Regions from separate parts of the Homo sapiens genome. Here region 2 is linked to region 1. Evidence: chromatin loops called from intact Hi-C (ENCODE). Cell type or tissue: breast epithelium. All regions are shown on one strand. Links, peaks and the distances in the headings refer to the core of each region. The heading gives the core; the rest is flanking DNA. Region 1 overlaps LHPP (phospholysine phosphohistidine inorganic pyrophosphate phosphatase). Region 2 has its middle 7.5 kb from the start of OAT.

Region 1 (4,384 bases), core at 273-4,272:
GGAGCTAGAGGAGCACACCGGGTTCACATCCTGGGACCCACCCATGACACAGAGGAACCTGTGCACAAATAAAACCACTGCTGCAAGATGGTTGAAAATAAGAACTGCGTCCAGCTGTGCCTGCAAGGACAGGAGTCAGGGGCCTCTGAGCCCCCTTTCCTTCCTTCTTCACTTTTCCAGGCTGGAAAAGATGTAGCAATCAAAGGGTCAAAAATGCAGATTCCCTGATGCATCAGAACACAGCAGCAATGGTGAATGCTGTGGGGGATGTGCCCTCCCCTGCCCCTGGGCTGTAAGCGCCACCAGCCCTGGCCGTGTCCCCGAGCCGCAGAGCAGCAGCGGAAAGGCAGAGGCCAGCCCTGTGGGCAGCGAGAGGGCTCAGGTGAGACTCCAGGTCTCAGAGGGGCTCTGTGGCGGGCAGGCTCTGGCAGCCCTGGGGGCATCCAGCAGAGCCCAAGTGGCCCAGGTTCATGTTAAGGTTAGAGAACATTTTGGGCAGGTGGCCGGCCTGGCTAGGACGGTGGCCACAGCTCCTGCTGCAAGTTCACTGCGGGCCCCTTCTTCCCCTGCTTGCTGCGGCCTGGCCACGGCTTCCCAGATCTGCCTGGGTCCCCTCCCCACCTCCCCACCACACACTGGAGGGGAAGAGAGCGCTTGGGTTCAGCGGACTTTAACCACAAAGGCAGCAACGATGGGACTTCTGGGGCTGTCACCTGTCACATCTCCGCCAGGCTCTCAGGTGGGTGGGTGGGGTCTAATGACCAACTTCAGGGCCTGCCCTAGGTCAGAAGCCCCCAGAGCCAGGTCCTGCTTATGTCCAGCTCAGCAGCAGGTCGTGTGTGTGTGGAGGGGGCCAAAGCGGGGGAGGGCGGGAGCTGACCAGTCCTGTGAGCCCCCACACTGGCTACTATTGTTTTGTGAGGCCCGGCCCCTGCTCAGAGCTCCAGCAACACTTGGCTAATTGGGGGGTGGCTTGAGAATGTTCAGGGGCACAGGCCTTGGAGTCAGGCAGAGGTGGGTTCGAATCCCGATTCTGACACTGGTAGGCTGTGTGGCCTTGGGCAAGTTACTTCACCTCTCTGAGCTTCCATTTGCAAATCTAAATGGTAGGGGTAAGAAGGCGGGTGGCTTCTCTGGGCTGTTGCAGGGTGTAGACGAGCTGAGGCTGAGTGTGTGTAAGCATGAGCACTGGCCCCGCCATGAGGCATACCTGCGTTATCCCCCTTCCAGCTCCTGGGGAACGCGCTTCAGGGAGTGTCTTGGGAGAAGAGCACGTGTGAGCACCAGGTCCAGAGCACGTGCCTTGCAACACGTGTTGAGCGGCTCTAGGGAGAAGAGAGGGCCCTGCTGACGCTCCCTCAATCCCTGTCCCACCACTCCAGCGCCTTCCAGGACCCTCGAGGGACCTGCACGTTCCCAAGAGGCAAATTCCTGGGGTTGGGAGGCTGCCTACAGGGGTCCTACCTTCTGGGCCAACCCCCAGGCCTTGTGGCCTCACTCTGCAGCCACCTCCCGGCCTCCACCTGGGACCCCCTTCCTCAGCTCAGAGCCCCCCAGCCCTCAGCCCACCGGTTTTCCCACAGGCGGCACCAAGCCCAGCAGGGGGGTTCAGGTTTTAACATCTTTCCCCTCTTGCCCTGGACATGAAGCAGCCTTGCTCAGGAACCAAGAATGCTAATGAGGGTCAGTACCAGAGAGGGTGACTGTTCCCAATCCTGTCTCCCCTGCCCCAGCAGCCAACAGAAGGCAGGAAACCCAGCAGAGGAGGAAGCTGATGCTGCCCCAACCAAAGCCATGGGGGCCACGATGGGGTGTCTGCCCCTGGAAACCCCATGTTCACCTGCTGAGCCATGTGGACCCCACCAGCCTCCTTTCACACACTCGCCTCCGCCTCGGGTCTCCTCCCCACTCTCTCAGGAGGCCCAGCGTCCGGGACTGCCACATGCTGACAATGTCCAGAAACCTCCCAGGACCGTAAACTGGGAAGAACATGGGCCTCCCTCCCAGAACAGCTCGTGATGGTCGGGGCGGGGAGCAACAGGGTCCCCCCGTGGTGGGGGCATAAACCCGTCTGGCCTCATCTGGTCAAGTTGAACATATGCTCCTCCATGACCCAGCACTGCCATCTATCAGCAGATCCGCCCCAGAAGGACTCACGCCCATGTGTCCAGGAGACAAAAACCAGAACATTCCTGGCAGCCAGTGCAGAAGGGCCAAACTGGGACCCACCCAGATGTTCCCTCTGAGGGACGGGCAGAGAGGGGTGTTGGAGCCACAGAGGACACGATGAACAAGCCACAGCTCAACGGTACAGTGTGCGATTCCACTTGGATAAAGGTCAGAGAAGGAAGAGCCAGCGCCATGTTGGAGGGAAGCCAGCCATGTGGGAGAAGAAAGCAGGCCCAGTCACCGCGGCCACTGTGCCCACGGCAAGGCGGGGCCGCCTCTGCAGGACTGGGCATGTCAATCAGGGACTAGGTCTTCTGGGGAGCTGATAGCCTCCTAATTCTTGACCTTAGAGTGTTTGCTTTGTTATTCATTATGCTGTGTATTCAAATTTTATTCACTTCACATCACAATTGTTTAATGGCATATTTTATGTTATATATATTTTACCACAATTTAAAAAAATTTCTTTTTGAGACAAGGTCTTGCTCTGTCACCCAGGCTGAAGTGCAGTGGTATGATCACAGCTCACTGCAGCCTCGTGGACCTCCTGGGTTTAAGAGATCCTCCTGCCTCAGCCTCCCGAGTAGCTGGGACCACAGGTGGGTGTCACCACACCTGGCTAATTTTGATTTTTAATAGAAATGAGGTCTCGCTATGTTGCCCAGGCTGGTCTCAAACTCCTGGGCCAATTTAATTTTTCTAAATTTTTCAAATGAAAGTATGACATAAGGCCAGACACGGTGGCTCATGCCTGTAATCCCAGCACTTTGGGAGGTCAAGGCGGGGGGATCATTTGAGGTCAGGAGTTTGAGACCAGTTTGGCCAACGTGGTGAAACCCCATCTCTACTAAAAATACATAAATTAGTTGGGCATGGTGGTGCGTGGCTATAATCCCAGCTACTTGGGAGGCTGAGGCAGGAGAATCGCTTGAACCTGGGAGGCGGAGGTTGTAGTGAGCCAAGATCATGCTACTGCACTCCAGCCTGGCTGTCAGAGTGAGACTCTGTCTCAAAAAAAAAAAAAAAAAAATGAAAACAAAAGAAAGAAAGTATGACATAAAGTAGATTAGTGATTGTCTGGGGCTGGGTGGAATGTGGGGGGTCTTTGCTAATAATAGCTAAACGATTTGAGGCTTCTTTTTGGGGTGATGAAATGTTATAAAATTGTGGTGACGACTGCACAGCTCTGTGAATGTATGAAAACCACTGAGTTATACAGCGTGGGAGTGATTTCTCAATAAAGCTGTTACCAAAAGAGACAAAAGAAAAAAGTGTACAGGCTTAAATTGGGGTGGGTCCCACTCCGTGTGACCTCAGGTGAGCTAAATGACCCCTCTGAGCCCAGAAGTGCCCACCTACACCAGAAGCCACAGCCTCTATCCCGGGCAGGACCAGAGGGCTGCTGAGAGGATGTCTGGGATTCACGGACTCATTGCACAGTGGATTTTTCCACAGGCCTGTTCCCGGTGCCCTTCCCTGCACTGCCAGGATGAGTACCCGAGGAACTTGGGGTGAGCTCCCAAGCCCAGCACTGGCCCTTTCTCTCCACCGGGGCTGGCTCGGATTGCCCTGGCTGGTCTGTTTACACAGGAGGGCAGCAGGAGGGTCCTGACTCCTGGAAGGCTGACCAGGGCCACCACAGCCTGGACCCCCCTGCTTGCTAGCCACTCACTTTGACATGTGACTGCTGAAAAATTAACACCAGTTTCACTTCCTTCCCTCACACTCCACGTAGCACAGAAGAAAAATCTGTCATGTTCCAAAGCGAATCCACAGCCTTCTCGTAACAGGAAACACTCTGAAATCCGTCACTGCGAAGTCTGGGAAGACCCAGGACAAGCTGCTGCTTTGACGGCAGCCGCTTCCAAGGTCAAAGGCCAGGCGTGGGGGCACTCTCCCTCCCGACGCAGCCAGCTCCACAGCCATGCACCCTGCAGCCCCTCGTCTTCCAGCTTTGTGCAAGGCGGCTGGAATCCTAGATCGGCTGGCCACCCCACTGGGGGGAAACCCCTTCAGCACCCAGGCCACAGCTAGAAGGGACCTTGCAGGATGTCGGGAATCACGGTCCAGGAAACTTTCCCTCTCCGAAGGGCAAACTGTTTGTCAAGAACGTTCGGGGCTTATAAAACATCTGCCAGCCTTGGGTAAACAATAAGAGAAGACCAGAGGCGAGCTCCGCATCGCGGCTTTATTTACACAGCAGCACCAGGACTAG
Region 2 (4,384 bases), core at 135-4,134, 99 kb after region 1:
TTACCAAGTAGGAAGTGTTAATATGGTTTGTTTATTGTGCAGAGGAAGACCAACTCAGAGTGAAATTCAAAACCTGTAATACAGCCTCACTGTGCTTCCCAAACTCCAGGGAGTGGCAGAGATAACTCCAGGGTGGCCAGGGTTTGCGCCAGTGTGGGAACAGTTTTCTGAGCTGTCTGCAGGACACCTTATTCAACAGAATAAAAAAAAGTGGATTTTTCTGAGTACAATTACTCAAGCAGATCCCAGATCCTGGTGATCATTGCTCTCTTCTCTTCTCTTCTCTTCTCTTCTCTTCTCTTCTCTTCTCTTCTCTTCTCTTCTCTTTTCTTTTCTTCAAGGTCTCTCTCTGTTACCTGGGCTGGGCTAGAGTGCGGCTCACTGCAGCCTCAACTTCCTGGGCTCAGGTGATCCTCCTACCTCAGCCTCCAGAATAGCTGGGACAACAGGCATGCACCACCATGCTCGGCTAATTTTTGTATTTTTTATAGAGACAGGGTTTAGCCATTTTGCCCAGGCTTGTGTCGAATTCCTGGACTCAAGAGATCCACCCACATCAGCCTCCCAGAGTGTTGGGATTACAAGTGTGAGCCATCGCATCCGACATCATTGCCTTTTAAATAGACACTTTTAAAAAGCCTTCTAAGTATGTGTACTTGATTTCTTTAGATTTCAATAAGAATCTCTGTAGAAGAGGGAAGATTCAAAGCTAGAGGACTTGGAGAAGGGCCTTCACTTATCATTGTAAATAAAGATAATTACACTACCTTGTACTGAGCCGCCAGGTGGCTTAGAAGTAGCTGGAGAAGCGTCACATGTGTCAGTGATCCTTAGAACAACCCCTTTTACAGGATGGGATAAGTGAGGCTTGGGGTCTCAGGTTACCTAACTGATTATCGATAGAGTCAGGATTTGACTTCTGGATTGCCTCAATCCAAAGCCTGCTCTCTCAAGCACTCTGTAGTATGAACGCTGGGTGCTCTGGGGTCTGGCTAACATGTTCCTTAGAGCATTGGCCACAGTCAAGACTGACACCGGCATGTGCCTCAGAGGGCCAGAGCTGAAATGTATTTAATTGCCTTAATTTTCTTTGGAATCAAAAGGCTGTGCACTGCCCTTTGCAAATTAGGAGCCCTGCCGAAACAGTTCAAAATTGAATTAAAAGTGGAGAGAGGCCAGGCATGGTGGCTCACACCTGTAATCTCAGCACTTTAAGAGGCTGAGTGGGAGGATCACTTGAGCTCAAGAGGAGTTCGAAACCAGCCTGGGCAACATAGTGAGACCGCCCCCGTTATGTCTACAAAAAAAAAAAAAAATAGCTTGGCATGGTGGCACACACCTGTGGTCCCAGCTGCCTAGGAGGCTGAGGCAGGAGGATTGCTTGAGCCCAGGAGTTTGAGGCTGTGGAGAGCTGTGATTGTGCCACTGCACTCCAGCCCAGGTGACATAGCGAGACCCTGTCTCAAAAACAAAACAAAACAAAAACAAAAGAGGTAATTTGTATGATCAAAGGACTAAGTCAAACTTAAGGTGGTGGAGAAGAATATAACTTAAGGATCTCCAAGAATTTTTTTTTAATTTTTTTTTTTGTGATACGATCTCGGCTCACTTCAACCTCCACCTCCACCTCCTGGGTTCAAGCGATTCTCGTGCCTCAGCCTCCCGAGTAGCTGCAATTGCAGGCACATACCACTGCGCCCAACTGATTTTTTGTATTTTTAGGGGTTTCACCATGTTGGCCAGGCTGGTCTCGAACTCCTGACCTCTAGTGATCTGCCCGCCCCGATCTTCTAAAGTGCCAGGTGGGTGAGCCACCGCGTCCAGCCTGTAACTAAAATCTTTTGGGGGAGAATACAGGTTAAAGGAAAGGATCCTGGCCGGGTGCGGTGGCTCACGCCTATAATCCCAGCACTTTGGGAGGCCAAGGAGGGCAGATCATTAGGTCAGGAATTTGAGACCAGCCTGGCCAATATGGTGAAACCCCGTGTCTACTAAAAAATACAAAAATTAGCCAGGCATGGTGGCGCCCGCCTCTAGTCCCAGTAGTCCCAGCTACTTGGGAGGCTGAGGCAGGAGAATTGTTGGAACCCAGGAGGTGGAGGTTGCAGTGAGCCGAGATCGTGCCACTGCACTCCAGCCTGGTGACAGAGCGAGACTCTGTCCCCCAACTCCAAAAATAAAAAAAGAGAACAAAAGAAAAAAGAGAGAAAGGAAGGATTCTATATGACTTTTTTTTTTTTTAATAGGGTCTCACTCTGTCGCCCAGACTGGAGCGCAGTGGCACCATCTCGGCTCACCGCAACCTCTGCCTCCCAGGCTCAAATGATTCTCCTGCCTCAGCCTCCTGGGATTACAGGCGCACACCACTACCACCCAGCTAATTTTGTATTTTTAGTAGAGACGGGGTTTCACCATGTTGGCAAGGCTGGTCTTGAACTCCCGACTTCAAATTATCCACCCACCTTGGCCTCCCAAAGTGCTGGGATTACAGATGTAAGCCACTGTGCCCAGCTTCCTATACCACGATTAAGGATGTGACAGCCACAAAGACAGAGCGTATTGATGACCCAAATACCAGGACTGGCATTGCTTTTGGTGAACTCGATTGTCCCAAACGGTGAAACTCTCTGCAAAGTTCTGTGCAAAAAATATTAAATGTTTTCAGCAAAGATGAAATGATTTACAATACCCATTGTATTAATATATTTATTTCATAGCATTTCATATATTTATTCCATACATTTACTTAGGTCAACAATTTCAGGAATAAACTGTGGAAATTTCTTCTTTTCTGGTTTGTTTTTATTATAGTCCAACTTCAAAGAGTCAGAATTAAAGTCCTCAAAAGAAAAGTAATCAAAGTTATCTAAGTTTGCCATCATGGAATCAATAAAAAAAATCATTGCAAAACACACTGATCTTCTTAGTACCTAAATAGATAAGGATATAAAGTAAATGTTTAACTAGTAATTGAGGTTTATCTTATTTTTTAAAATTAACGAGCAATGTAATATTCTTTAAATAAATACTGCTGCTCATTCCTTAAATTTTTATTAAAAACTTTTATTTCAGCCTTTTTTGTTCTTAGTCAAAATTCTTACTTCTGATTAAATGTCTCAAATGTGGAACATGATTGGTAGAACACACAGTTTCTTGGCTGTCCCTGTGACCCATTTCGTAAGACAGGTGGGGGCCCTTTACCTTGGAATCTTGGATTGGATTTCTCTGCCTTTAAAAGAGTTAGATTAGTTTTTTTTTTTTTTTTTTTTTTTACAGAGTCTCACTCTGTCACCCAGGTTGAAGTGCAATGGTGCGATCTTGGCTCTTGGCAATCTCTGCCTCCTGGATTCAAGCGATTCTCCTGCCTCAGCCTCCCAAATAGCTGGGATTACAGGCATTTGCCATCATGCCCAGCTACATTTTTTTAGAGATGGGGTTTCACCATGTTGGCCAGGCTGGTCTTGAACTCCTGACCTCAGGTGATTCGCCTGCCTTGGCCTCCCAAAGTGCTGGGATTACAGGCATTAGCCACCGAGCCTGGCCTAGATTAGGTTTTAAAGTGTCTCTTTATCTCTAAAATCTATTCTGTATTTGCATCTCTAATGCCTATGTTCATAAGAAAGAAAACATATTATTTTTCTTTTTTTTTTTTTTTTTGAAATGAAGTCTTGCTTTTGTCCCCCAGACTGGAGTGCAATGGCACGATCTCGGCTCACTGCAACCTCCGCCTCTCAGGTTCAAGCGATTCTCCTGCCTCAGCCCCCCAAGTAGCTGGGGTTACAGGTGCCTGCCACCATGCCCAGCTAATTTTTGTGTTTTTAGTAGAGATGGGGTTTCATCATGTTGACCAGGCTGGTCTCGAACTCCTGACCTCAGGGGATCTGCCCGCCTCAGCCTCCCAAAGTGCTGGGATTACAGGCGTGGGCCGCTGCGCCCAGCCAACATATTATTTTTCAATATTGAGCCTTAGCTGACTTTCACAGCTCCGTGAGCCTAATGGCTTTTTACGTCTTTGCTTCTGGGCTAATTTGAATAGTCCTGACCCCCTGGCTTGGTAAGCTGAATGGGCCTGGTCCTCCTCCATCCCTCTTCTGGTATTTTCTGTTCCCCCCACTCCCCTGTACCCAGTTTTTCAGGCACCCAGTGTCCTCTGGCCTCAGCCCCCCAGCTCTCAAGATCCTCGCAGAGGCTCCCCTCCAGATCTCATGCCACATCCAGAGAATTGTCAATCTCCTCTCCAGACAACTGTAAATGTGCCAGGCCCAGGTGACATTCCTTCAGCGGGACAGTTAGCCAAATGTAAATGGGCAATAATGCTTTGAAGTATCCTCCTGCCTTCAACTCAAGCTTCTAGGGCTTTAATTTGAATAGCTGTCGCTATTCT

The links. Peaks named below come from ENCODE experiments on the same cell type or tissue, not always from the same donor. Only the 100,000 strongest peaks of a DNase experiment are listed, where the experiment ranks them.
Region 2: a loop joins it to region 1, with 20 times the contacts of the local background. A loop is called at or near these places in 10 of 110 quality-filtered maps.

The regions. Positions count from the first base shown.
Region 1 is chr10:124,523,091-124,527,474 of GRCh38, reverse strand. All of the region lies in intron 6 of LHPP (phospholysine phosphohistidine inorganic pyrophosphate phosphatase), which reads right to left. Among named protein-coding and RNA genes, the nearest start is that of LHPP, 63 kb to the right of the region's middle. RefSeq lists an enhancer at 3,770-3,939. In breast epithelium, for the core only: no CTCF peak of the experiment used is centred there; a DNase peak (open chromatin) is centred at 2,364; H3K4me3 peaks cover 588 bases; H3K27ac peaks cover 859 bases.
Region 2 is chr10:124,424,268-124,428,651 of GRCh38, reverse strand. No RefSeq gene overlaps it. Among named protein-coding and RNA genes, the nearest start is that of OAT, 7.5 kb to the right of the region's middle. In breast epithelium, for the core only: no CTCF peak of the experiment used is centred there; no DNase peak of the experiment used is centred there; H3K27me3 peaks cover 83 bases.